Linked DNA regions of Homo sapiens: region 2 is linked to region 1. Evidence: read pairs that join two places in POLR2A ChIA-PET (ENCODE). Cell type or tissue: K562. All regions are shown on one strand. Links, peaks and the distances in the headings refer to the core of each region. The heading gives the core; the rest is flanking DNA. Region 1 overlaps ZNF341 (zinc finger protein 341). Region 2 overlaps ASIP (agouti signaling protein).

Region 1 (8,642 bases), core at 416-8,415:
CAGTTTTAAGAAAACTTTCCAGAAGCTGCCACATAGCACATTTACATTCCTTTGGCCAGAACTTAGTCATTCCCTAACTGTAAGAGAGCCTGGGAAGTGTAACCTTTATTTGGGGGCCATCTTTGCAGCCCAAAATCTTGGGCTCTCTCACAATGGAAATAGAAGAGAATGTATATTGGGGCATAGCCGGCCATCCTTGCCATGGGGTTTTGTCTTGCTTGAGACAGGGTCTTGCTCTGTCAAGAGCAAGTACAGTGGAGTGAGGTGATATGATCATGGCTCACTGTACCCTTGACCATCCAGGCTCAAGCAGTCCTCCCGCCTCAGCCTCCCTAGTAGCTGGGACCACAGGCATGCACCACCAAGCCTACCTAAATTTTGTATTTTTTTGTAGAGGTGGAGTCTCACTATGTTGCTGCCTAGAATGGTCTTAAACTCCTGGGCTCAAGCGATCTCCCACCTTAGCCTCCCATGGTGCTGGGATTACAGGTCTGAGCCACCGTACCCAGCCGCCACAGGGGTTTTGCCTGGGTCTGGCTTGTAAGGGTGATGTCAGAGCATGATGCTGGGCCTACCTTCCAAAGAGGCTGCACTTCTTTTTTCAGGAATGGACAATCAGACCGTTCTGGCTGTCCAGTCATTATTGGATGGCCAAGGAGCAGTCCCTGATCCGACAGGCCAGAGTGTCAATGCGCCCCCTGCTATCCAGCCATTGGGTGAGTATCTGCTCAGGTTCACCGGTGGGAGAGTGAATGGCTCCCCGCGAAGAGTAGGTGGAGCTTGTGCTGGGCTGTGGGAGTGAAATGCTTGCTGTGGTCCCCAGGACATGCTCTGGTGTCTGAACCCTCTCCCCCGCCTCCCAGCCGGGATCTTTGGGCTCACGGCTTTCTCTGCTTAGCTCTGAGGACACTGCTCTCAATTGCTTAGTAAATGTGGGGAGATGGGATCAAGATGCAGGGAATGGCTAAGGGCCCCAATGCCTGACAACAATGCCTGTGCCTTTGCCCTGGAAGTGATTATTCAGCCTCCCTTCTGTGGAAAGAATAGGCTGAGCATGAATTGCTCCTGTTTACTGGGCCAGGCCTGTAAGGGTCTTCTTTTTTTTTTTTTTCTTTTTTTTCTTTTTGAGACAGAGTGTTACTCTGTCCTCCAGGCTGGAGTGCAGGGCACGATCTTGGCTCACTGCAACCTCCACCTCCTAGGTTCAAGCAATTCTCATACCTCAGCCTCCTGCGTAGCTGGGATTACAGGCGTGCGCCACCACGCCTGGCTAATTTTTTGTATTTTTAATAGAGATGGGGTTTCACCATGTTGGCCAGGCTGGTCTCAAACGCCTGACCTAAGGTGATCTGCTCACCTCAGCCTCCTAAAGTGCTGGGATTACCTGCATGAGCCACTGCACCTGGCCTGTAAGGGCCTTCTTTTGGAAGTTTCTATGTGAGACTGTGTTCATTTATTCATTCCACAAACATTTTTGTGTACTTGGGAATCACACTAGGGGCAGGGAGATAAATGGCTGGGTTTGAATTATTGTTCTTATAGTTCTTAGCTCTGTGACCGTGGGCAAGTGAGTGAATTTCTCTGTGGTTCAGTTCCTACACCTGTAAAATAGGGACAATTGTTCTGCCTCATAGGAATCTTATGAGAGTACTTGGGATTTGGTTCTAGCTGTTGAAGTTTACCATGGTTTCTACAAGATTAAAGTTTGTTTCTGTGTTACGCGAAGTCCTGATGGGCATTTGGGCATTTGGGGTGGGCATGGTGAGACTCAGACTCCTTCTTTCCTGTGGCTCTACTGCCCTCGAGCTGCAGCCCGGGATGGCTGCTCTAGCTCCCACTTTGATTGGCACATTCCAGCCAACATGAAGGGAAGAAAGAGGGAAGTGGAATTCATACCCTTTCGTTTTGTTTTGTTTTTGAGATGGAGTCTTGCTCTGTCGCCCAGGCTGGAGTGCAGTGGCGCGATCTCGGCTCACTGCAACCTCCGCCTCCCGGGTTCAAGCAATCCTCCTGCCTCAGCCTCCTGAGTAGCTGGGATTACAGGTGCCCGCCACCATGCCCAGCTAATTTTTGTATTTTTAGTAGAGATGGGGTTTCACCACGTTGGTCAGGCTGGTCTCAAACCCCCTGACCTCATGATCACCCGCCTCGGCCTCCCAAAGTGCTGGGATTGCAGGCGTGAGCCACACCGCCCGGCCAAGTCGAGACAGGATTTCATCATGTTGGCCTGGCTGGTCTCGAACTCCTGACCTCAGGTGATCCACCCACTTCAGCTTCCCAAAGTGCAGAGATTACAGGCGTGAACCACCATGCCTGGCCAAAAAACTTCTCTTTAATTAAAAAAAAAAAATAGAGATAGGGTCTCTCTGTGCTGCCCAGGCTGGTCTTGAACTCCTGAGCTCAAGCAATCCTCCCACCTCAGCCTGCCAATGTACTGGGATTGCAGGCATGAGCCACAGTGCCCTGTCCATGCCCTTTCCTTTTCCTTTTATGAGGAAGTTGCAGATACGGTACAGTTCTATTGTTGTCCCATTGGTGAGAATTCTGTCACATGACATTCCTAGCTGCAGAGAAGCCTGGGAAATATATTATTTAACTATGAAGCCATGTTTCCCACTGAAATTTGTATTATTGTATAAGAAGGATACGAGTTGAGAGTGGTGTGCACTATGATCATGCCTGTGAATAGCCACTGTGCTGCAGCCTGGGCAACACAACAGGACCCTGTCTCTCTCTTTTTTTTTTTTTTTTTGAGACGGAGTTTTGCTCATGTTGCCCAGGCTGGAGTGCAATGGCATGATCTTGGCTTACTGCTACCTCTGTCTCCTGGGTTCAAGTGATTCTCCTGCTTCAGCCTCCTGAGTAGCTGGGACTACAGGCACCTGCCACCACACCCGGCTAATTTTTGTATTTTTGGTAGAGACGGGGTTTCGCCATGTTGGCCAGGCTGGTCTCGAACTCGTGACCCTCAGGTGATCCGCCTGCCTCAGCCTCACAAACTGCTGGGATTACAGGCGTGAGCCACCGCACCCTGCCCAATTTTTTTTTTTTTTTTTTTTTTTGAGACAGAGTCTTGCTCTGTTGCCCAGGCTGGAGTGCAGTGGTGTGATCTCGCTCACTGCAACCTCCACCTCCTGGGTTTAAGCAATTCTCCTGCCTCAGCCTCCTGAGTAGCTGAGATTACAGGCATGCACCATCATGCCCAGCTAATTTTGTATTTTTAGGAGAGCTGGGGTTTCACCATGTTGGCCAGGCTGGTCATGAATTCCTGACCTCAAGTGATCCACCCACCTTGGCCTCCCAAAGTGCTAGGATTACAGGTGTGAGTGAGCCACCTCGCCTGGCAACCCGTCTCTTAAAAAAATAAATAAATAAAAAAGGATACAATTAGAATTGAATAACAATTAGACATTTCTGCTACCACATGTTGGGTGCTTGACACAGTGAGCGCATAGCTGTGGTAGGCCCTCAGCAATGGATGGTGTTAACTGTAGTTAATCATTCATTTAGTTTTTCATTCATTCAACAAACGTCCATTGAGAACCTCCTCTGTGTCCAGGAGATATTGTAGTTATGGTGATAAATAAGACACATGTCCTTCCCTTAGGGGACTCACAGTCTGGTGTTGATAAGAAAACTGTTATATGATAGGTGTGCCAGAGGAAGGAACTATAGCCGCTGGCTTTAGAAAAACTTCCTGGAGAGGTCGGTGCAGTGGCTCACGCCTGTAATCCCAGCACTTTGGGAGGCTGAGGTGAGTGGATCCCTTGAGGTCAGGAAGTTCGAGACCAGCCTGGTCAACGTGGTGAAACCCCGTCTCTACTAAAAATACAAAAATTAGCCGGGCGTGGTGGCGCATGCCTGTAATCCCAGCTACTGGGGTGGCTGAGGCAGGAGAATCGCATGAATATGGGAGGCAGAGGTTGCAGAGAGCTGAGATTGTGCCACTGCACCCCAGCCTGGGCAGCAAGAGTGAAACTCTCTCTCAGAAAGAAAAAAAAAAAAAGAAAAGAAAAGGAAAGAAAAAGAAAAAAAGACTTCTTGGAAGAGGTGACAGTCAAGCTGAGGCTTGCAGAACAAGTTGTCCTCAGAGAGGCAGCCTGGCAGGGCGAACGGTGGATGCAAAGGCATGGGAGGAGTATGATCAGGTGGCTCATTTGGGGACTGATGAATAAATTCAGACAGGATAAAGGTTCTGGAGTTCTCAACTTTGTAGTGAACATACTTTACTGTTTTTTGATTTCTAATTAATTGGTACCTGGCCACATATGGCTATCCCTGCAGGAAACTGTGTGGTTTTTTTTCTTTTTTTTGAGATGGAGTCTCGCTCTGTTGCCCAGGCTGGAGTGCAGTGGCACGATCTGGGCTCACTGCAACCTCTGCCTCCTGGGTTCAAGCAATTCTCCTGCCTCAGCCTCCCGAGTAGCTGGGACTATAGGCGCGCACCACCATGCCCAGCTAATTTTTGTATTTTTAGTGGAGATGGGGTTTCGCCATGTTGTCCAGGCTGATCTTGAACTCCTGACCTCAGGTGATCCACCCTCCAAGGCCTCGCAAAGTGCTGGGATTACAGGCATGAGCCACTGTGCCTGGCCACCTGTGTGGCTTCGAAAACTCCCAGGAAGCACATAGTTGATGGCTGACACCTGCATGTCAAGTCGCAGCATGCCCCCCAGATTGCTGCTTGTGGTCAGCTGCAGTTCTCCTGTCTCATACTGTGATGCCCCTTGACATAGTCTTGCTTTTTTTTCATTACTTTACCTTCATCTGTGGCCTCTTCCCACTACTCTGCGGGTATGACCCCAGATGACGAGGATGTATTTCTCTGCGGGAAGTGTAAGAAGCAATTCAACTCGCTGCCAGCGTTTATGACCCACAAGCGGGAACAGTGCCAGGGGAATGCCCCCGCCCTGGCCACAGTCTCACTGGCCACCAACAGCATCTACCCACCTTCGGCAGCACCCACAGCGGTCCAGCAGGCCCCAACTCCTGCCAATCGCCAGGTATTTGTTCATTTATTCATTCAACATGTCTTTTTTGAGGGCCTAACATGCTCAGGCACTGTGCTGGGCACTGGGGCTATAGCAATGGATAAGACAGACCAAGTCCCTGCCCTTGTGGAGTGGGGCGAGATGGATGGTGCACATGTACTGTTTTCAGCATGTTAAATGCGGAGAGATAGGGGATGCCAGACGGGGATGGGAGGTTTTGCCATATTGTCTATCGTGCTTGGGGAAGAGCTCTGTGAAGAGGTGACCAGGAAGAATACTATATAGCAGGTAAAAGGTTTTGTATGAAAAATCAAATTGTAGAATAATAAGTAGATAATATATTATTATTTTTAAAATCTGAAACAATAGTACTATATAATTTCCGCAGTTACTTAAATAAGTAGGAAGAACATACCAGATAGACCTAAGGAGGTGTGGGAATGAGTTATGCGGCTGGTTTGGGGAAGGAAGCAGGAGCCAGGTGCAGGGATCAGCAGATGCAGAGGCCTTGAGGCAGGAGTGTGCTGGGTTTGTTCCAGAACTATAAGGAGGTGAGAGTGGCTGGGACTGAGTAAGTAGGAAGGTGGGAGGTGCTAGGAGAGGCAGCAGGAGGGTCTTGGCAGATCGTGTAGGGTCTGGGCCTTTTTTTTTTTTTTTTTTTGAGACGGAGTCTTGCTCTGTTGCCCAGGCTGGAGTGCAGTGGCGCCATCTCGGCTCACCGCAAGCTCCGCCTCCTGGGTTCACGCCATTCTCCTGCCTCAGCCTCCCAAGTAGCTGGGACTACAGGTGCCCGCCACCACACCAGGCTGATTTTTGTATTTTTAGTAGAGACGGGGTTTCACCATGTTAGCCAGGATGGTCTCAATCTCCTGACCTCGTGATCTGCCCGCCTCGGCCTCCCAAAGTGCTGGGATTACAGGCGTGAGCCACCGCGCCCGGCCTTTTTTTTTTTTTTTTTTTTTTGAGACGGAGTTTCACTCTTGTTGCCCAGGATGGAGTGCAGTGGCAGGATCTCGGCTCACTGCAACCTCCGCCTCCTGGGTTCAAGTGATTCTCCTGCCTCAGCCTCCAGAGTAGCTGGGACTACAGGCGCGCACCACCACGCCCAGCTGATTTTTGTATTTTTAGTAGAGATGGGGTTTCACCATGTTGGCCAAGATATTCTCGATCTCCTGACCTTGTGATCTCCCCGCCTCGGCCGCCCAAAGTGCCAGGATAACAAGTGTGAGCCACCACACCCAGCCGCTGGGGCTTTTACTGAGAATGACATGGGAGCCATTGGAGGCTGTCAAGCAGAGGAGGGACATAGTGACTTTTATCAGGTCACTCTGGCTGCTGGACAGAGAATAGGTTTTGAGGGAGGGTGAGAGAGAAAGCCAGGAGACCCGTTGAGGGACTGTAGTGCAAATCCAGGCAGTGGATGCGGGTAGCTTGACCAGCATGTTGGCAGTGGAGGTGGTGAGAAAGTGTGAGATTTTAGAAATACTTTGAAGGTGTTGCTGATAGAACTTGTGAATTGATTGGGTGAGGAGTGTGAGATCAAGAAGGGTCACAGAGGACTCCTGATTTAGAGTTGCCACTAGCTGAAGGGAGGAGGCTGTGAGGAGAAGGTTTTGGGGGGATGTCAGGAGTTCAGCTGGGCACGTTGAAGTTGAGATGCCTGCCAACCTTTAAACGGAGGCAGTGACAAAGTAGACAATGTAGATTTCCAAGTCCGGAGGCCAGAGCAGAGGACAAGGCTGGAGGCATCTGGGGAAGCTTCCAGAGTCCTCAGCCGAAAACACGGTTCTGGAGCAAAGACACCCTGGATAGGGGGCTCATAGAAAGACTAAAGGATCCCTCATAAAGGAGGCTGGGCATATCTCAGGATGCCAGGTCAAGGGGTCAGATTTTCAACTGGCTTCCTTTTCTTTCCTTATCCCTTTAGAACATTATCTTCATTCATTGTATAGGTGTCATTTCTGCCATCACTATGAAAGCATTCACCCCAGACCCATAGGACATATAGACTGAAACAGGCATCTTCTGGCATAAAACAGTCATTTTGGCCGGGCGCGGTGGCTCACGCCTGTAATCCCAGCACTTTGGGAGGCCGAGGCGGGCGGATCACGAGGTCAGGAGATCGAGACCATCCCGGCTAAAACGGTGAAACCCCGTCTCTACTAAAAATACAAAAAATTAGCCGGGCGTAGTGGCGGGCGCCTGTAGTCCCAGCTACTTGGGAGGCTGAGGCAGGAGAATGGCGTGGACCCGGGAGGCGGAGCTTGCAGTGAGCCGAGGTCCCGCCACTGCACTCCAGCCTGGGCGACAGAGCGAGACTCCGTCTCAAAAAAAAAAAAAAAAAAAAAAAAAAAACACAGTCATTTTTCTCACTGCTTGACTGTGAGTTTTGCTAGTAGAAAATATTCCCCTCACCATCTCTTACCTTTTTTTTTTTTTTTTTGAGACAAGGTCTTACTGTCGCTCAGGCTGGCCTTGGCTCACTGCAACCTCCATCTGCCAGGTTCAAGTGATTCTCCTGCCTCAGCCTCCTGAGTAGCTGGGACTACAGACACCCGCCACCATGCCCAGCTAATTTTTGTATTTTTATTGGAGATGGGGTTTCACTGTTGGCCAGGCTGGTCTCGAACTCCTGACCTCAAGTGATCCGCCTGTCTTGGCCTCCCAAAGTGCTGGAATTACAGGCATGAGCCACCGTGCCACACCAGATATTCTTCTTGACCTAAGATACTTGTGGACTTCATGTGGACATGTGTTCAGTGTTTCTCTAGCATAGATACAAGGAAGTATTTTTTTTTCTCTTGAGATGGAGTCTCACTCTGTCGCCAGGCTGGAGTGCAGTGGCACGATCTCAGCTCACTGCAACCTCCATCTCCCAGGTTCAAGCGGTTCTCCTGCCTCAGCCTCCTGAGTAGCTGGGACTACAGGCGCGCACTACCACGCCTAGCTACTTTTTGTATTTTTAGTAGAGATGGGGTTTCACCACGTTGGCCAGGATGGTCTCGATCTCTTGACCTCGTGATCTGCCCGCCTCAGCCTCCCAAAGTGCTGGGATTACAGGCGTGAGCCACCATGCCTGGCTGATACAAGGAAGTATTATTACTGAGTCATAGGGTATGTACTTTGCAGAGGGATGTGAGTTATTCTCCTCATTTGTTTTTTCTTTCATTCCGTTTTTGTTTGTTTGTTTTTAGAGACAGAGTCTCTAAAACCACACCAGCTGCGTGCAAAACCACACCGGCTAATTTTTGTATTTTTCTTGTAGAGACAGGGTTTCACCATGTTGCCCAGGCTGGTCTTGAACTCCTGGGTTCAAGTGATTCACCTGCCTCAGCCTCCCAAAATGCTGGGATTATAGTTGTGAGCCACCGTGCCCAGTCTTATCATCCTCATTCAGTAGATGATTAAATGGAGGCACAGAGAGGTAGAGTGACTTGCCCAGGGTCACACAGCAGGGAGCAGCAGAGGTAGAAATGGAATCCACGTCTGTGGGATTCCAGAACCTGGATCTTTTGTGCCATGCCCTCGGCTTACTTACAGAGCCTGACATGTCCACACATGCACACACGCACACATGAGCACACACACACTCTGTCTCTCTCCGTCTCACTCATTCTCTCTCTCCCACTGTCCAGATCTCCACATACATCA
Region 2 (8,642 bases), core at 186-8,185, 510 kb after region 1:
TACCCTACTCAGGGATGATCTCAACACTGTTGTCTCTTATATTCCCTCAAGCAGAGATCTTGCACATTAGCATACATGTGTGCACGCACGTCAACAAGACTCCTGGGTTACATCAACCAATTGCACTGGACCTGTACAAACCCTCATTGCTGTTACTACTCATGAGGAACACACTCACTGCTATTAATACAATTGCAGTGGGCTTGTACAAACTTTCCATGACTTTCCATGCCCTCTTTTCCACAACTTAGTCAGATTCAGTCACACTTATGCATTTGTAAATTCTTCAGCTCTTAAGGAAACATAATAAGTGACCCTTATAAATCTTTCTCTGTGTAACTTTTTTTTTTTTTGAGACAGAGTCTCGCTCCGTCGCCCAGGCTGGAGTGCAGTGGCGTGATGTCGGCTCACTGCAACCTCCACCTCCCCGGTTCACACCATTCTCCTGCCTCAGCCTCCCAGGTAGCTGGGACTACAGGTGCCCGCCACCACGCCCGGCTGATTTTTTTTTGTATTTTTTAATAGAGACGGGGTTTTACCGTGTTAGCCAGGATGGTCTTGATCTCCTGACCTCGTGATCCGTCCGCCTCGGCCTCCCAAAGTGCTGGGATTACAGGCATGAGCCACCGCGCCTGACCTTCTCTGTGTAACTATTTAAGCTGCCCAGTGGCACAATGACAGGGAGGCAAGAATTGGAAATGAGGAATTTGCTATGTTCTGAATGTTTATGCCCTCTCAGATTCAGATGTTGAAATCCTCACTGCCAAGGTTATAGTGTAAGGAGGTGGGGCCTTTTGGAGGTGACTAGGTCATGGTGGCAGAGCCCTCATGAATGAGACTAGTGCCTTTACAAAAGAGGCCCAAGGGAAAGCCCTTCCACCTTGTGAGATTAGAGAGATGATGGCTGTCTATGAAGAAATAGGCCCTCACTAGATATCGAATCTGCCTGCACCTTGATCTTGGACTTCCCAGCCTCCAGAACCATGAGAAATAAATTTCCGTTGTTTAGAAACCACCCAGTCTATGATATTTTGTTATAGTCACCTAAACAGACTAAGACAGGATTCATAGAATTAAGGATAGAAGGTAGATTCTTTCATTCATATAACAAATTTTTGTCAAGTTTCCACTCTGTGCCTCAGACTCTATAGTGAGTCATATAGTCCTATCCTCTTATGAAGGGGGCCTGCCCCTCCACACCTGTGGGTATTTCTCATCAGGTGGGACGAGAGACTGAGAAAAGAAATAAGACACAGAGACAAAGTATAGAGAAAGAACAGTGGGCCCAGGAGACCGGTGCTCAGTATACAGAGGACCCGCACTGGTGCCAGTCTCTGAGTTCCCTCAGTATTTATTGATTATTATTTTTACTATTTTAGTGAGGGGAGTGTAGCAGGGCAACAGGTGGGGAGAAGGTCAGCAGGGAAACATGTGAGCAAAGGAATTAGTATCATGAGTAAGTTCAAGGAAAGGTACTGTGCCTGGATGTGCACGTAGGCTAGATTTATGTTTTTCTTTACCCAAACATCTCAGTGTAGCAAAGAGTAACAGAGCAGTATTGTTGTCAGTATATCTCCCCTCTAGCCACAGGGCGGTTTTCTCCTATTTTCTCCTATCTTAGAATAAAATGAATGGGAATGGTCGGCTGTACACTGAGACATTCCATTCCCAGGGAGGAGCAGGAGACAGATGCCTTCCTCTTATCTCAACTGCAAAGAGGCCTCCCTCTTTCACTACTCCCCCTCAGCACAGACCCTTTATGGGTGTCGGGTTGGGGGATGGTAAGGTCTTTCCTTTCCCACGAGGCCATATCTCAGGCTGTCTCAGTGGGGGGAAACCTTGGACAATACCCAGGCTTTCTTGGGCAGAGGTCCCTGCGGACATTGTGTCCAGTGCATTGTGTCCCTGGTTAATCGAGAATGGAGAATGGCGATGACTTTTACCAGGCATACTGCCTGCAAACATGTTAACAAGGCACATCCTGCACAGCCCTAAATCCATTAAACTTTGATTCAATACAGCACATGTTTCTGTGAGCACAGGGTTGGGACTAAAGTTACAGGTTAACAGCATCTCAAAGCAGAAACAATTTTTCTTAGTACAGATCAAAATGGAGTTTTTTATGTCTTCCTTTTCTACATAGACACAGTAACAACCTGATCTCTCTTTCTTTTTTTTTTATTTTTTTTTTAGACGAAGTCTCGCTCTGTTGCCCAGGCTGGAGTGCAGTGGCTCACTCAGCTCACTGCAAGCTCTGCCTCTTGGGTTCACACCATTCTCCTGCCTCAGCCTCCCGAGTAGCTGGGACTACAGGTGTCTGCCACCACGCCCGCCTAATTTTTTTGTATTTTTAGTAGAGACGGGGTTTCACCATGTTAGCCAGGATGGTCTTGATCTCCTGACCTCATGATCCGCCTGCCTCAGCCTCCCAAAGTGCTGGGATTACGGGCGTGAGCCACCGCGCCCAGCCTGATCTCTCTTTCTTTTCCCTACGCTCTTATTTTTATTTTATTTTATTTATTTATTTATTTATTTATTTATTTATTTATTTTTTAGAGACAGAGTCTTGCTCCGTTGCCCAGGCCGGAGTGCAATGGCACAATCTCAGCTCACTGCAACCTCCGCCTCCCGGTTCAAGCGATTCTTCTGCTTCAGCCTCCCAAGTAGCTGGGATTATAGGCATGCACCACCAAGCCTGGCTAATTTTTGTATTTTTAGTAGAGACGGGTTTCACCATGTTGGCCATGCTGGTCTCAAACTCCTGGCCTCAAGTGATGCACCCACCTCAGCTTCCCAAAGTGCTGGGCTTATAGGCGTGAGTGCCGGGCCCTTAAAACTGAGAAAGCTGAGACCTAGGTGGACCTAGGGTCAGGCAGCCATTTAAATGACAGGTTCATCCAAGTGATCTGACTCGTGTGTCTGGATCCTTCTTTTTATCCACCATGCTGAAGAGAAACTCATCTTAAGTCCTAAATACAGATGATGAATTTAAAAGGAGAACTGTCATCAGAGATATCACACATCAAATAACAGTCTTCATCATTGCAGAGTGGAAAGACAGTTGAGAAACCCAGTTACACAGCTACTCATTGCTGTCAGCATTATTGTCCTGTTTTTTTGTTTTGTTTTGTTTCGTTTTTTTTTTGAGACAGAGTCTTACTCTGTCACCCAGCCTGCAGTGCAGTGGCACAATCTTTGCTCACTGCAACCTCTGCCTCCTGGATTCAAGTGATGCTTCTACCTCAGCCTCCCAAGTAGTTGGGATTACAGGCATGCGCCACCACACCCAGCTAATTTTTGTATTTTTAGTAGAGACGAGCTATCACCATGTTGGTCAGGCTGGTCTCGAACTCCTGACCTCAGGTGATCCACCTGCCTTGGCCTCCCAAAGTGCTGGGATTATAGGCGTGAGCCACAGGGCCCGGCCTAGCATTATTGTCCTGTATTAATAGCAGGGAGTGTGTTTCTCTAATGAGTAATAACAGCAACAAGGTCTGTACAGATCCAAAAACGTTTACCTGTAATTGCAAAATCCCAACACCCTGAAAAGTATAAGGTTTTGTTCCCCCTTTGGCAACTCATTTGGCAGCAAAATCTGAACTTACCTGAAGACATTTGGCAACAAAACCCGTCCCGAATTGATGTGAATCAATTCATAGTCTGTATTCATCCTGCCTATTATGAAGATCCATGCCTTTTTGCTATAGAAGCATTAATATTTTCATTATAGGGTTCTCCCAGACCCCTTATATGTGGTTTAACATAATATATGGATGATACTATTTTTCTAACGTTCACAAAGTTCTGAATTCTAAAAAACATCTGACCCCAAGAATCCTAATACAACTAAACATTATGGACCTGTATTACATTTAGAATATACATATCCCTCCAGAATTGAGGTAAGGAATACTGGTCTTTAACTTTCTCCCTATTATACCCAAATAAGATTTACTCCACTGAGACTTTACCAATCCAAGACTCAGTCCAACTGTATGGTTCTACCAGGAGAACTGTTTTGCCGGGGGTTGGTCTGTTTGTCTTAAACTAACCCCTAGGATTCACTTTTCCTGAGTTAGGCTGGGGATTTGACCTGGTGAGATCTCCTGCCTACCCATTGTGCAGTGAATAGTGTTTACATTAGGCTTATGGCTGCTCTGATGGTGAACTGAGCTTGTACCTACATTATGAAGTGTTCAGAGCAAGTGATCACTGTGGACTTTGGCCAGTCCATGGACATCCAGTCCCATGGATATTGGCCTCTGGTCATGAGCTGTCCCACTACCCCTTGGATTTGTGAATATTGAACTGGACTGTTGATTCAGCCCCCTCGTTCTCAATCCTGTTCCTGGGTCTAACTTAATCTTCCCCAAACTCCTGCCACCTTTTTCTTTCTTCCTTTCTTTTCTTTTTTGGTATGATCACAGCTCACTGGAGCCTCAACCTCCCAGGTTCAAGCAATCCTCCCTCCCACCTCACCCTCCCAAGAGGCTGGGACCACAGGTGTGTACTATCACACCTGTGGGTGGCAAGCCACGCAGGTGCCAAGGCAAGAGACCGAGGGCACAAGCTGCTCCAGTATAATAAAGAAAATATATAGAATAAGAATAGTTATACTAGAAATAGATTATAGATGTGATTATATATGAATATCATTAATCATTAGTTTGTAGCATTACTCTTTATTCCAATATTATAATAATCTTTGTTCTACAATTATAACCTAGGAAAAACCAGGCCATACAGAGATAGGAGCTGAAGGGACACGGTGAGCAAGTGACCAGAAGACAAGAGTGTGAGCCCTCTGTTACGCCCGGACAGGGCCACTAGAGGGCTTCCTGGTCTAGCAGTAATGCCAGCACCTGGGAAGGCACCCATTACCTAGTGGACCTTGGTCTAGTGGTAGCATCAGTGCTCGGGAAGGCACCGGTTACTTAGCAGACCGAGAAAGGGAGTCTCCCTTTCCCCGGGGGAGTTAGAGAAGACTCTGCTCCACCACCTCTTGTGGAAGGCCTGACATCAGTCAGGCCCACCCGCAGCCTCCAGAGGCCTGACCATCTCCCTGTGATGCTGTGCTTCAGCGGTCACGCTCCTGGTCCGCTTTCATGTTCCACCCCGTACACCTGGCTCCGCCTTCTAGAGAGTGGTAGCAGAATTAGTAAAAGTACTAAAGTCTTTGAAATGCATAGAAGAAATAATGGCATAAACTGTCCTCTCTCTCCGCCTCGGCTGCCAAACAGGGAAGGGCCTCCTGTCTGGTGGACACGTGACTTGTGTAACCTTATCTATCACTGGAGATGGCTCACACTCCTTACCCTGCCCCCTTGTCTTGTATCCAATAAATAACAGCACAGCCAGGCATTCGGGGCCATTACTGGTCTCTGTGCCTTGGTGGTAGTGGTCCCCCGGACCCAGCTGTATTTTATTCTGTCTCTTTGTCTTGTGTCTTTATTTCTACGATCTCTCGTCTCCACACATGAGGAGAAAAAACCCACAGACCCAGTAGGGCTGGACCCGATAACACCCGGCTAATTTTTTAAAAATTTTTTGTAGAGATGAGGTCTCTCTATGTTGCCAGGCTGGTCTCAAATTCCTAAGATCAAGGAATCCTCCTCCTGTGGCTTCCTCCAGTGCTGGGATTATAGGCGTGAGCCACCATGCCTGGCCTCTTTTTCTAGCTCAGATTTTCCGGCCACTCTCACTTCTTTGTAGAAATTCCCATTACAGTTTTTGGCCCATGAGTATATTATTTATGGTAAGGAAAACCCAAAGACACAAAATAACTACACGTACCGCCTCCTAATTTATAACATGCCTCTTGTAACTTGCCTTAATCGAGCTCATTTGTTTTTGTTTTTGAGATAGAGTCTCACTGTGTTGCCCAGGCTGGGTAACAGTGCAGTGGTACAATCACAGCTCACTGTAGCCTCAACTTCCTGGGGTCAGGTGATTCTCCCACCTCAGCCACCCGAGTAGCTGGGAACACAGTCTTGTGCCGCCACTCCCTGCTAAGAGCCTTTTGTTAATCAGAGCTTCCCACCACATTCCACCACATCTCCATCCTTTACTTTCCTTGTTTTTTAAAGTTGAATTTCTTTCTTTCTTTTTCTTTCTTTCTCTCTCTCTTTCTTTCTCTTTTTTTTTTTTGTTTTTTGTTTTTTGTTTTTTGAGACAGTTTCCCTCTTTCACCCAGGCTGGAGTGAAGTGGTACGATCTCAGCTCACTGCAACTTCCTCCCCCTGGGTTCAGGCGATTCTCCTGCCTCAGCCTCCTGAGTAGGTGGATTTATAGGCATCTACTCAGGAGGCCACCACCTGGTTAATTTTTGTATTTTTAGTAGAAACGGGGTTTCACCATGTTGGCCAGGTCGAACTCCTGACCCCAAGTGATCCATTCGCTTCAGCCTCCCAAAGTGCTGGGATTATAGGCGTGAGCCACCAGCCCAGCCGGGTTGAATTTATTTCTAATTTGCCTTCCTAATTAATACCCATTAAAGCTAGATGCTGTTATTTGAAAAATGGTCTTTTTAGCAACAATCAGAAGCTAAAAATTAAAAACAATATTGCTTTTGGAAGAGATCAATGATACAGAATAAAAATTTTAAATATATATTTAATTTTATGTAACTAAAATATTATCTAGTTTACAAATATTTCATATTTCTATTCCAAATGTTACTGTATTGAATCTTTATGAATTCTAGACAGCATGATATAATAATAAGTTTCAAAACATTATGATAACTATTCATGATGTAATTTTTCCTCTGCCTCCACAATCCAAGTTTACCAGTCCTAGCTCTTGTCTCATTAGGACCCAGTCCTGTACTAAAACAAATCTGAAGTCTGATAAATTAATGAGAAATATTATTGGCACATTAGCCTTTTAATAAAGGTCATCAATATCTTTTCCTGAAGAAATAGTTGGGCTGGGTGCGGTGGCTCACACCTGTAACCCCAGCACTTTGGGAAGCCAAGGCAGGCAGATCACTTGAGGTCAGGAGTTTGAGATCAGCTTGGCCAACATGGTGAAACCTTGTCTCTACAAAAAATACAAAAATTAGCTGGGCGTGGTGGCAAGCACCTGTAGTCCCAGCTACTCAGGAGGCTGAGGCAGGAGAATTGCTTGAATCCGGGAGGCAGAGGTTGCAGTAAGCCAAGATCGCACCACTGCACTCCATCCTGGGCAACAGAGTGAGATTCCATCTTAAAAAAAAAAAGAGAGAAAGAAAGAAAAGAAATAGTTAAGTGCTCCATCGGTTAGTAGATATTGATGGAGCAAACATGATGTTCTTATTCCAATCCATCATGATTCTTACAATCTAGACGGAGTTGGCAAACTTTTTCTGTAAAAGGCCAGATAATAAATATTTTATGCTTTGTGGAACACATAGGGTCTCCGTTGGATATTCTTTTTTTTTTTTTAATAGAATCATTTAAAAATGTAAAAACCATTCTTATCTCCAGACTGGATAAATGCCATATGAAATGTGAGAAGGGCAAATAAGTACTGTAGTCACTCATTTGGGCTTTGATGACCATTAACAAATGATAAGTAAATAAATGTTTGTATAGCAAGCTAAGCACTGCGATCAGTGGGAAAGGACAAGCATCATATGGGGACCAGGAAGTAGCCAAGCTTGGATGGAATTTATTACTTCCTGTGAGAAAATATAAAGCTGGAAATCATGGTGGAGAGCCCCTGTCATTGAGGAGTTAATATCTTAGAAGGGGGATGCCATATATATATATATATACATACTATATATATATATTATATATATTATAAAATATATATAGTATATATATACTATATATAATATATGATATATATAATATATATAGTATATATATAGTGTATATATAATATATGATATATATAATACTATATATAGTATTATATATATAGTGTATATATAATATATGATATATATAATACTATATATATAGTATTATATATATAGTGTATATATATATACACACATACACACAAATGAACAAATATGGCTGAGTGGTGGCTCACTTTGGGAGGCTTAGGTGGGAGGATCACTTGAGCCCAGGAGTTCAAGACCAACCTGGGTAATAGAGTGAGCCTTCATCCCTACAAAAAAAAATTTTTTTTTAAATTAGCCAGGTGTGTTTGCACATGCCTGTAGTGCCAGCTACTCAGGAGGATGAGGTGGGAGGATGGCTTGAGCCTGGGAGGTTGAGACTGCAGTGGCCCAAGATTGTGCCACTGCACTCCAGCCTGGGTGACAGTGAGACTCTGTCTCAAAACAAACAATGACAACAGAAAAAAACTATATGAGCTTGAGTTAGAAAATATAGGCCAGGTGCAGTGGCAGTGGCTGGCGGATCACTTGAGGACAAGAGTTCGAGACCAGCCTGGCCAACATGGTGAAATCCCGTCTTTACTAAAAATACAAAAATTAGCCAGGTGTGGTGGTGGGCACCTGTAATCCCAGCTACTCTGGAGGCTGAGGCACGAGAATCTCTTGAACCTGGGAGGAGGAGGTTGCAGTGAGCCAAGATCGTGCCACTGCACTCCAGCCTAGCTGACAGAGCAAGACTCTGTCTCAAAAAAAATAAAAAGAGTTAGAAAATATAAAATGCTTAGTCTGGCCAATGTGGTAAAATCCTGTC

Evidence for each region. Peaks named below come from ENCODE experiments on the same cell type or tissue, not always from the same donor. Only the 100,000 strongest peaks of a DNase experiment are listed, where the experiment ranks them.
Region 2: POLR2A ChIA-PET joins it to region 1 with 5 read pairs; 2 of 35 experiments call an interaction of 5 or more read pairs at or near these places.

What each region holds. Positions count from the first base shown.
Region 1 is chr20:33,740,297-33,748,938 of GRCh38, forward strand. ZNF341 (zinc finger protein 341) reads left to right here. Exons shown (of 15, transcript NM_001282933.2): 2 at 606-716; 3 at 4,807-5,003; 4 at 8,627-8,642. Among named protein-coding and RNA genes, the nearest start is that of ZNF341, 13 kb to the left of the region's middle. In K562, for the core only: no CTCF peak of the experiment used is centred there; a DNase peak (open chromatin) is centred at 3,605.
Region 2 is chr20:34,250,936-34,259,577 of GRCh38, forward strand. The region is part of intron 1 of ASIP (agouti signaling protein); the gene reads left to right. It also overlaps a transcript of AHCY not described here. Among named protein-coding and RNA genes, the nearest start is that of ASIP, 14 kb to the left of the region's middle. RefSeq lists an enhancer at 4,954-5,133. In K562, for the core only: a CTCF peak has its summit at 4,825 (motif pointing right); a DNase peak (open chromatin) is centred at 4,854.